Linked DNA regions of Homo sapiens: regions 2, 3 and 4 are each linked to region 1. Evidence: chromatin contacts called from ENCODE Hi-C or POLR2A ChIA-PET data. All regions are on one chromosome and are shown on one strand. The core of a region is the stretch at or near the end of the contact, and the rest is flanking DNA. Distances in the headings are between cores, read along the strand shown. Region 1 holds the start of RALGAPA2 (Ral GTPase activating protein catalytic subunit alpha 2). Region 2 holds the start of RBBP9 (RB binding protein 9, serine hydrolase). Region 3 holds the start of SMIM26 (small integral membrane protein 26). Region 4 holds the start of DTD1 (D-aminoacyl-tRNA deacylase 1).

Evidence for each region. Hi-C counts contacts between places; a loop is a spot of excess contacts on that map. ChIA-PET counts read pairs that join two places held with the same protein, here RNA polymerase II (POLR2A). Pooled maps may share reads with other maps.
Region 2: a loop to region 1 is called in a map of naive thymus-derived CD4-positive, alpha-beta T cell, with 24 times the contacts of the local background. The contact joins the promoter of RBBP9 here to the promoter of RALGAPA2 in region 1. A Hi-C loop is called at or near these places in 2 of 168 maps with a recorded cell type or tissue (ascending aorta and naive thymus-derived CD4-positive, alpha-beta T cell), 1 of 37 single-sample maps with no recorded cell type and 13 of 50 pooled maps. POLR2A ChIA-PET finds 5 or more read pairs at or near these places in 1 of 52 experiments (activated T-cell).
Region 3: a map of CD4-positive, alpha-beta T cell shows a loop between it and region 1 (18-fold over the local background). The contact joins the promoter of SMIM26 here to the promoter of RALGAPA2 in region 1. A Hi-C loop is called at or near these places in 2 of 168 maps with a recorded cell type or tissue (CD4-positive, alpha-beta T cell and naive thymus-derived CD4-positive, alpha-beta T cell) and 13 of 50 pooled maps.
Region 4: a loop to region 1 is called in a map of B cell, with 17 times the contacts of the local background. The contact joins the promoter of DTD1 here to the promoter of RALGAPA2 in region 1. A Hi-C loop is called at or near these places in 1 of 168 maps with a recorded cell type or tissue (B cell), 1 of 37 single-sample maps with no recorded cell type and 10 of 50 pooled maps.

What each region holds. Positions count from the first base shown.
Region 1 is chr20:20,711,383-20,713,908 of GRCh38, reverse strand. RALGAPA2 (Ral GTPase activating protein catalytic subunit alpha 2) reads left to right here and starts at 1,265. Exons shown (of 40, transcript NM_020343.4): 1 at 1,265-1,534. The coding sequence starts at 1,429. RefSeq lists enhancers at 805-1,004, 829-1,123 and a silencer at 1,115-1,374.
Region 2 is chr20:18,495,956-18,498,481 of GRCh38, reverse strand. It overlaps RBBP9 (RB binding protein 9, serine hydrolase), which reads left to right and starts at 1,257. Exons shown (of 5, transcript NM_006606.3): 1 at 1,257-1,413. The coding sequence starts at 1,315. RefSeq lists enhancers at 1,095-1,154, 1,255-1,304, 908-1,472, 1,325-1,484, 1,655-1,704.
Region 3 is chr20:18,566,165-18,568,690 of GRCh38, reverse strand. SMIM26 (small integral membrane protein 26) reads right to left here and starts at 1,259. Exons shown (of 2, transcript NM_001348957.2): 1 at 1,095-1,259. The coding sequence starts at 1,212. RefSeq lists a silencer at 1,126-1,408 and an enhancer at 1,472-1,571.
Region 4 is chr20:18,586,794-18,589,319 of GRCh38, reverse strand. DTD1 (D-aminoacyl-tRNA deacylase 1) reads right to left here and starts at 1,266. Exons shown (of 6, transcript NM_080820.6): 1 at 1,205-1,266. The coding sequence starts at 1,247. LOC124904878 (a long non-coding RNA gene) reads left to right here and starts at 1,855. Exons shown (of 3, transcript XR_007067547.1): 1 at 1,855-1,895. RefSeq lists enhancers at 730-789, 630-1,129 and a silencer at 900-1,439.

The DNA of each region.
Region 1 (2,526 bases), core at 16-2,515:
GCCTGCCTGGTTGAAATATGTAGGACTACTTTAGCTTTTTATTGTATTTCATTTAATAAACTTTTATTGAGTGACCCTATGGGCCAAATACTGTGCTGAGGGATGGGGATACAAAGGCGTGTAAATCCTTGTCTCTTCCCTCAAGTTACAGTTCAGCTAGAGGAGAAAAAGACAGTTGTGTTGTCCCAATTTGGATGGAAACCACGTGATTCTACCTTAAGTACTTGCTGAAAAAGCTGAAAGGATGTCAAAACTTGCAGGATTCGGATGCCACTATACAATCCTACAGTGTAAGAAATCTCCTGACCATCTTTCAGCTCAAAGTCTTGCCCCAGGGAATAAGCGCCTGGCTTTAAAAAGTATACAGGCCTGAGTCAGATCCCTCAGGTTCTATTTCTGGTTCTGCTACTGGATCGCCATGTGGCTTGCACAACAGAGAACGCACCCTTCCTACAAAGAGGCAAGATCCCAAGGAGCCCTCTGAGCGAGCGACCTCCATACCCCAAGTGAGGTTGGGTTCCAGGAACCTAGGGGCCGGCTGAACTCCTCACCGGGGCACGCTCTTCCCTAGTGCCAAAGCAACTCATTTTAGTGTGAAATTAGAGCTGCGATTTCGGCACGGTCAGAGGGGCTTCGACTCGCTCCCTTGTGTGAATCCAGAAGCTAAACCTAAAAATAGTTTGCATTTGAAAAGCCTTGACACTTTTCTTACTGAGATTTTTGGGCGTGTGTGGTTCACGTTGCACTAGAGGAAAATGGGGTGGGCGCGCAGGAGGGAGAGTGAAACCACGGGCGATCTAGGCTGCCGGGGCAGGGGACGGACAGAGGCCGCCCTGCGCTTCTGCGACCCTGGAAAAGAGGTCGCAGCGCGTCGCCTGCTGGAGAACTTCATTTCCCAGGAGCACTTGCGGCCCGCGGCAGGGCGGGGCGACGTGCCCAATGCCGGCCCACTGACTCCCATCGTGCCGAAGACCGCCAGCCTGATTGGAGGACTGTCTCGCGGTGCATCTCGGGACTTGTAGTACAACGTGTGCGTGAGAGAAGCTCCTTTGTGATTCGAGGCGCCTTCTCGGCCCTCTGAGCGCGTCCCCGCTAGGTTTTGGCGCGGACGGGCTAGTGTCCCGCCAGGAGAGTTCGGCCTGTGTGCGCGTGCGTAGCGCCCAAGGGGCCGGCCGGCACCTCCCGCGGGGCGGGGCCTTCGGTTCCCCGTCGACACCGCCTTCCTGCCCCGCCCCTCGCCGTGACCGGCCCGCCCCTCCTTCCTGGAGACACAGCTGAGGCGGCGGCGGCGGCGGCGGCGGCGGCAGCAGCGGGGCTGGGGGCGGCGAGTGGCCCGCGCGACACGCGCCGGCCTCGACCCTATGCTTTGATTCGCGTGGCGCAGGCGCCTACTGCCCCGCCGGCGGGGCCCGGGCTTCCTGCCGCGGGATGTTCTCCCGAAGGAGCCACGGGGATGTGAAGAAGTCCACCCAGAAGGTGCTGGACCCGAAGAAGGACGTGCTGACCCGCCTGAAGCACCTGCGGGCGCTGCTGGGTGAGGCGCGCGCCGGGCGCGGGGGTCGGGGCGCCGGGTTAGGGGCACCTGCCGGGAGGGCGCTCCTCTGTGCAGGGGTCGGTGGCTGGGAGGCTGGGGAGGGGGATGGGTGGGCGTCCGACCCCCTTCCCTGGATCTGGGCTTGGACCCCCGGGGCTTTGTTTCCAGAAAGCCGCAGCCTGGCCCTCGGGCACTGCTCCCGTCGCCCTCGAGTTAAACTTAGCCCAGATTCTCGCTGGGCGCCTGCGCTCCCGGAGAACCTGGAGGCCGGGCACAGAGGTACCTGTCCCCTGTCCTCCCAGCAAGTGAACTGGATCCCAAGTGGTCATCACGTGCACACATTGAACTGTCACCTCCCCCTTTCATTTTTAAAATTTTATTTTTGAGTCTGAGACCCTAAGTAGACCGAGACCCCAAGTGAACCCAGCACAGACCTAATTGGGCTCTCATCTCTGTCATCCCCCTTTTAAATTTTATTTTTACTTTTGAGTGTGAGACCCCCATATAGACCGAGATTCCAGGCGATCCCAGCACAGATTTGTCATCTGTCTTCCCATGCTGCTTTTTAAATTTAATTTTTATTTTGGGTCTGGCTGCTTCAGTTTCTTTGTGTCCTTGGTGTGAAGGGGCCTTCTCTTCCTGCTTGGAGAGAGGGGTGGTTTTCTTGGGTTCAGGGAGGCTGCTTCTCCTTTATTACCGGCATGACAGTGATGCTGTCTGCCACCTTCTGGTTTATGGCCTGCCAGGTGGAGGTTCTGAGGAGCTCAGGTGGGCTTGGAGTTGACCTGTGATGAAGCTCGCCCCTGTGGGTGTGAGGTGTCCACAAGGCTTCCTGTCACCTGCTGCATGTGATCTGTAGCTGGTTCGCCTAGGCTATGTTTTGTTTTCTGTATTTTTTTACATCCTAAGTCTTAACTTTTCTTTGGGATGAAAACACCTTTGCTATCTATAGACACACTTACCTGTGTATTTGGTGGCGAAGGAAAGAACAC
Region 2 (2,526 bases), core at 8-2,507, 2.2 Mb after region 1:
GAGGAGTGAACCAATGTTTTGTTTTTGACTGATTATGAAGCAATGCATGTACCATTAAAGTTTCTTACCTACTTCGGGCCTTCATCTTTTATCTATCAAAGTCTAAGTTTATCCATGTATAAGGCTGGCTGCAAACTCCTTCACAAATAAAAGTATACCCCATAAGTGCACATAACAGACCCCTTTTCCACTTCTATTGTTTGTAGAGGCATAAGGAAGACAAAAAATATTGAAAGATAAGAGTTTCATGGTAGTAGAAGTCTTAATCTGTGAACTTGGGAAAAGCTGTTCACATCAAGGATGCCATTTTCTTCTTGGGAGAAATTTCCCAGGGTAGCTTTACCTCAAAAGTTCCAATGGGTGCACTGTTCCAAAAGTGTGGAGGGACCGTTCTCATTTGCGAGACCATGAACCCAAAGCCCAAGGTCCTGAAGTTTTGTTGTAGTGTGGATGACAAGGACAGTCTTCTCCAATGTTTCCAGAAAATTCAAACCATAAAAAGCTTTCTTTACCGGGGGAAAATACACTGTAGCATAATAATCTACTGTTATAACATCAGCCCTCTTGCATGGGAAAGCTTTTATACAACCAGAATGACAAATTGGAATTCAAATAACAATTGAATGAAATCCCCTTACAAAATGTTTAAATGGCCCACCCGGTGACCAAATGTACATGAAGCTTTGTTTGTCTTCCCAGGAATATGGGACTAAGCATTGGTTATAAACTATTTTAAACAATTTCAGTATCAGCTGGTTTAATATGAAAATCTGACGAAGTATTTTCTTGGTATTTAATTAAATTTTTGCTTGTTTTACTTGGGTTAGTAGCTTTATGCAAGGAAATTTCATTCAAAGCAATGAAAAACAACAACCAGGGCTGATACTGACTACTAAAAACTGTTTTAAACTCAGAAGGAAAAATAATATGGATTTCAGGCGTTCCCAGGTTATAAATGGGTTTTCTGCATGTTTGAAACCAAAAACAAACTTTCCTATAGAAATATCAGTAAATCTAGCAAAGAAATAACACACCCCAACCGTGTCATAGCCTGTCTTAAATAAGGGAAAAACATGAGAGCACTAGTAAGAGGCAAGTAAAGGGTGCTTTGCTTTACAATTGATGGAAGCTCGCAGGCTTTGTTCTTGGCTGCCCCACGCAGCCAGCGGAAGGCAGGCCAAGGAGGAAAGAGCCCGGCCTCCCAGGTCCCCGCAACTACAACTCCCAGGATGCCGCGGCGCAGGCTCCCTGCGGGAGCAGGCTGGGCTCAGCTCCGCTGGACCCGCGCTGGGGAACTCTGGCCTCGCTGCACTCATGGCTTCTCCTAGCAAGGCAGTGATTGTTCCCGGGAACGGAGGCGGGGATGTGACCACCCACGGCTGGTATGGCTGGGTGAAAAAGGAGCTGGAGAAGGTAAGCGCCCAACGCCGCTGCTCCGTGAAGTCAGCCTGGAGGGAGGGACGGCGGGAGAGGACTGAGGGCTGAAGTTTGAATAGGCGTCTAATCCCCTCTAGCAAAGCCCTGTGTGTTTTCCTGCCTCTCCCCCGCTGCCTTCTCTTAAAGTCTGAGCTAGTGGTCGAATTTTGACTGGTAAAACTGCCTGGAAGACTTCTCTGAGGGCTCAGCCTTTAGAGTTAAAGGAACCCCTTTGAACTACCGAGGCTGAGCCCCTGAGCCCCGCCCCCCGTATCTGCTGCTGGTTCAGATTTGGGACTTCCCAGATAATTTTACATGTTCACTGCTTCCCGCTTCAGCTTTTAAAAAATTAAATATGCTATACTTAATATATACAAAGGATATACGTAACATGCGTCTACATTATGAGGCATAATGTAATGAATTACCAAACTAAAACCTGGGACATTGCCTATACATCATCTTCCAAACGACCCTTATGTCTACCCATCTCAGTCCCGTGCCATCCTGAATTTTTTCATCTGCTTCTCTTTTTAAAATTGAAGTACTTTTCAACCTATGAATATACCTTTTAAACAACAGACTGTTCTATTTGGCTTCTTGGTGAGCTTTATAAAAGTGGCATCTTACTGTAGGCTGACCTGTGCCGTTTGATTTTTATTTTTTAACCCTCTTCTGTAACCAGGCGGTAAGTCGGCTCCCTGGGTTGCTGTCCTCTAGAGCGGGTCTCCAGAATAGATTGCAGCGCTGTGGCTGAAAACCCTGGTCAGAGTTACAACCCCAAAGGTCAGGGCTGGAGCTTCTGAGAGTATGCTGTCTCCAAATTTCTGTATCACGTTCCTGTGCCACGTTTTACCTACTCCCTGGAACACAGTCTATTTGGCTCCAGGTCAGTCTGTCTAGAACACATTTGTTCATGCCTCTCTATAGATGCAGGCCTGTAGAGGCAAATATGGGTGTACAAATGCAGATATAGGTCTCTCTATAGAGATCAGCAGAGCTGCCTAGATACAGAACTACAGATGGAGTTCATGCGAAAAGATGGTCACTTAACCTACTTCATTTCATAACACAAGTTAATACTGAATTGGTAACGATCATATCAGGTGC
Region 3 (2,526 bases), core at 10-2,509, 2.1 Mb after region 1:
TTGTGGTGAGCCGAGATCATGCCACTGCACTCAAGCCTGGGCGACAGGGTGAGACCTTGTCAAAAAGAAAAAAAAAAAGAACGAAAGAAAGAAAACATAAATATGGACATTAAAATATTTTTACTTTATATATAAATGTAAAGTATTTTTACCATATATTACATATAAAGTAAATATAAAATATTATATATAAAAATTTCTTTTTCTTTTGGTAGAGATGGGGGTCTCCCCATGTTGCCCAGGCTGGTCCCGAACCCCTGGGCTCAAGCAATCTCCCACCTCGGCCTCCCAAAGTTATGGGATTACAGGCGTGAGCCACTGCACCCGGCCAAAATGTTTTTAAATGCTTAATGCTGGACACATGTACTTTCAGGCCACTGACAGCTTCATCACCAAATGTAATCTTCAGCATAGTTTTTACACAACAACTTTACTGAGATATAATTAACATATACGATTAACCCACTTAAAATATACAATTTAATGTTTTTAGTATATTCAGATTTGTGCAACCAGCACCACAATCAATTTAAAAATACTTTCATCCACAAAAGGAATCCATACCTTTGGCAGTCATTCCCCAACTCCCCAACCCCTCAGCCCCTAGCAACCACACTAATCAACTTAATGTCTCTACAGATTTCCAGCATATTTTTCAAAGCTGAGAGACTTTTCTCCCTTTGCGCTTAGTAACTGGAAGATTTTAATACGCCTTGGCTGCTAAAAGTACTGAAATTGCTCGCCATATACGATGAGGGACAGTAGTACTGAAGCATCACTCTTTAAAAATCACCGGCCAGAGTCTCTGAAAGTCCACCTTGCACTTTACACAGATTCCTCCAATTCTGAATATGGGGACGGCCCTATCCAGTAAATGATTCAGATTTAGGAAACAATATTTACAAGGTATTAATAATTCCTGGAGTCTAGTTCTTTGCAGATTCCATTATAACAAACGGCTGTTAGCACCCGTTTCAATTAGTTTTGCAGAATAAACCTGGGATTTAAAGGACAGGGAAGTTGTTTCCATGACCCCCGGGGAACTCTCATCGAAGGCCGTGTGTTCCGGGGCAGGCCCCGCCGAAGAGCCCTACCTGACGACTTCGCCATTGTCCGGCTATAGTAAAGCAGTGAGCCCAACACAGACCAGGTGCCGATCCCGTAGACCACCGACATCCGCCGGTACCAGGCCGTGAACTCATTTCGATACATGGGTACGCCAGCGAGTGCCTCGATTCTCGCAGGCCCACGGCAGAGGCGGGACTTCCGGTGAGGGCGTCGCTGCGGTCCCTGCCGCCGGAACCATTAAGGAGCCGCCAGTTTTCAGCGTCCGCTTCCGGCTCTGCCCCGATGCACCTTGGGGCCTCTGGCCCGGAAAGTCGCTCAGGTGTCCGGACTTTCGGGTGTAGAACTGTGGGCGTGCGATACTTTTTACCACGTGACGAGGACTAAATGACAACTTAGAGGAGAAGCTTCTCACTTGCAAAATTGTAATGCCTTCGTGGGCTCCAGACGGTATCCGAAAAGGTTACTTCCAATTCCTCTTCCAGTTTTCAGATTTGCAGGGATACCGCTTGTCTCTCCCCGCAACTCTTCTTTTCCTCCATTTTTCTTTCCGGAACTCTGGGTGAACTTTAAATACTTCCAGGCCAAAGCTAATCCCTCCACTAGGCTCTGGGTACTATTTTTTCCAGCCTCAGTGGCCTTTCCCCTCATTGACACCCTAAGTCCTCCCCCATCTTCATTATTGACGTTTATCCTTCATACAAACGTGCCCATGTCTCAAAAACAAAAAATCTCCTTCGACTCCGACCACCTCCAGCTTTTGTCTTATGCATACATTTTTTAAAGCAAGATGCCCTCAATAGACTGAACAACTTAAGAGCAAGTGTGATGTGCTTGGCACAAGGTAGGCCCGGTAAATTAACGTTAAGTACTTTTCAGCCACACTCAAACTTGGTTTCGAAAGCATTTGCCACCACTGACCCCACCTGCACCTTTCATGGCTTCAGAAACATCATTTTCCCTGGTATCCTTCAGGGTTCTTTTCACCTTGCCCACCCTTTAAAAACTGATGTTCTGCCCTACAGAAATAGATAAAAAACTTAACTCTGAATGGATCGCTGACTTAAATGTAAAAGCTAAAACTATTTAATATAAGCCTAGAAAAAAACCAGGAGAATATGTTTGCCATCTTGGAATAAGCACAGAATTCTTAGAATAAAAAAGGCATCCCAAGCGGGGTGGCTCATGCCTGTAACCCCAGCACTTTGGGAGGTAGAGCAGGGAGGATTGCTTGAACCCAAGAGTTCCAGACCAGCAAGGCCAACATAGTGAGACCCCATCTCATTTTATATATATATGCATAAAGCGAAAATGGATAAATAGGGCTTTTAAAAAAAAATTAAAATTTTTGCTCTTTGAAGGTCACAGTTGAGAAAATGAAAAGCCAAGCCACAGAATAAAATATTCATAATAACATATATCTAACAAAAGGACTTGGATCCAGAATATATGAGGACGCTT
Region 4 (2,526 bases), core at 17-2,516, 2.1 Mb after region 1:
GAGGTTACTGGCACAATCTCGGCTCACTGCAACCTCTGCCTCCCGGGTTCAAGCGATTCTCCTACCTCAGCCTCCCGAGTAGCTGGGATTATAGGCACCAACCACCGCTCCCGGCTAATTTTTGTATTTGTAGTAGAGATAGGGTTTCTCTATGTTGGCCAGGCTGGTCTCGAACTCCTGGCCTCAGGTGATCTGCCCGCCTTGGCCTCCCAAAGAGCTGGGATTACAGGTGTGAGCCACAGCCCCCGGCCTGTTTTGTTTTTAATTCATACTTTTGTGGACACAAGAACGCATATTTGGTGCAGACTGGCTCCAAGGACAGGATATCTGAAATTATTTGAACTGAAACAATATAGTTGTGCCAATAAAGACAGAAAAGACTAAAGACAATATAAAGCTTGTCATTTAAATGTTTTTTAAAAAATATCTTTCGTACCGTGGTTTTCTTAAAACGACTACTTTATCTACACTAATCATCTGGACCTCTGATGCCCAACCGAGACGAAAGTGCTGAGTGATGACCAGGGGTCGGGTAGCTTGGTCCACAAGAAAAAGAGAAATGTTTTCATCTTGAATTCTTTAGATCCCGACCCCTCCGCGCAGAGTTCAGCGGGCGAGGGCGAGGGGCGTCCTGGGCAGGGGGCGCCCCTCATCCAGCCTAGGCTCCAGTCACGTACGTGCACGCAACTGTCAAAGCTCAGCCCAAGGAGCAACTCTCCGCATCTGTGCATTTCATCCTGAGTCAAGCCCCATAAAAATTGGAATACGTAAAAATGGGCAAAAATTGAACATTTAAAATACAGCAGTGAAAAGGGAGGAGTGCCTGCTCCGGAAATGCTCTAAGCGTGGTTCATCAACACTCCCTGAAGAGCGGACCACGGAGATGCTCCGAGGCTCCGCCATCCCGCACGCAGGACAAAGGTGCTGAGAATGAGGCGCGCTGGTCCTGCACCCTCTGCCGAGAGCCGGAAGCCAGGGGCGCGCCGGGGCCGGTCGGGCACGTGCAGGGGGCTCTCCGGCCGCCGCGCTGCCCCGAAGCCGGCCCTGGGGACTCGCGGCTGCGCGGACCGAGCTCGCGAAGGGGACCAGGCTCGCGGAGGGGCCGCAGCGGCCCCAAGGATGGCGCAGGAAGACCCCCCACGCAAGACAGCCGGTCGCGGGGGTCAGGGGCGGCTCCTCCCGGGCCCGGCCCCGCCCGACTGACCTGTGACGCTGGCCCGGGTGACGCGCTGCACCACGGCCTTCATGGCGGCGGCTGGGGCGAGTGGGGCGGCGCCGCGCTGCGTCCGGCCTCGCGACTCTGAGGGCGGCTCCGCAGCCGGCGCCCTCTGGAGGTGACACCCGGAAGCGCGCCCAACTGGCCGGTCCGACTCGGTCGGCTGCTACCCACCCCACGTCGGCCACGCCCACTCTCGGCCTGGCGATAGGCCCACCCACTCATAGATTGACTCCGCCTATGCCTGCCACGCCCACCTGCTGCCCAACCGTAACCCCGCCCGTCATTGAAAAGCCCAGTCCCCACGCTCGGCCCTGCCCCATCCACATCTGGGTCCCGCCAGAGCCCTTTGATCCCCCCATCCCGGGCCCAGCCCCTACCCAGTGCCCAGAACCCACTCTGCCCCGAAGGTAGTCTCTATGCTGGTTTTTTTCTCCCACATACCCGAACCTAAGAACCCGTCATCACTAAGCCTTTAAATTCAGCCTGAATCCTATTTCTAATTGTATTCCTCTTTCCTCTTCCACTCCTCTGCACGCAGATCCTCCCAAATTCTTCTTCCTTGTCTTCCTGCCTCAGTGGCTTTTCAGATACCACATACAAAAGGATCTGCTGCCTAAAATAGCCATTTACCTATCTCACTATTAATTCGACTTAGCCATGTCATGATAATAAATAGGTATGTGATTCTAGAATTCTAATTTCTCATGTAATATAAATGCTACTAATTGGCCCCCTCACTGGGTTGTTAGATTTAAATGAACCAAACCACGTAAAAGTGCTTAGATGGCAGCAAAGGGCTGTACAACTATTACCCCAACAAATTATTATCATTGCTAAAAATAATTCCATCTCAGCAGTCTTCACCTTAAAGGTGACTAATAGCATTGGTGGGCGTAGAAAAGGCACTGAAATTGAGAAGAAACCCTCACTTGCCCAGAAAAGACTACAAACTAGTGTGCTTGTTTGTTAAATACTGAATACTAAATTGCCTTAATAACGTTGTCAAAGTTAACATAACCAGTAACAAGACATCATGTGCCTCCTGATATTGCACTGGGAAGGACACAACATCAATCTTGTGGTATTTCTGCCAAATAATGTATAACCTGAATCCAATCATGATGAAACATAGGACAAAAATAAATTGAGGAACATTCTACAAAATAACCAGGTAGGATTCCGAGAATTAAGGAGGATTTTTTTTTTTTTTTTTTTTGAGATGCAGTTTTGCTCTTGTGGCCCAGGCTGAAGTGCAATGGTGTGATCTTGGCTATCCACAACTTCTGCCTCCTGGGTTCAAGCAATTC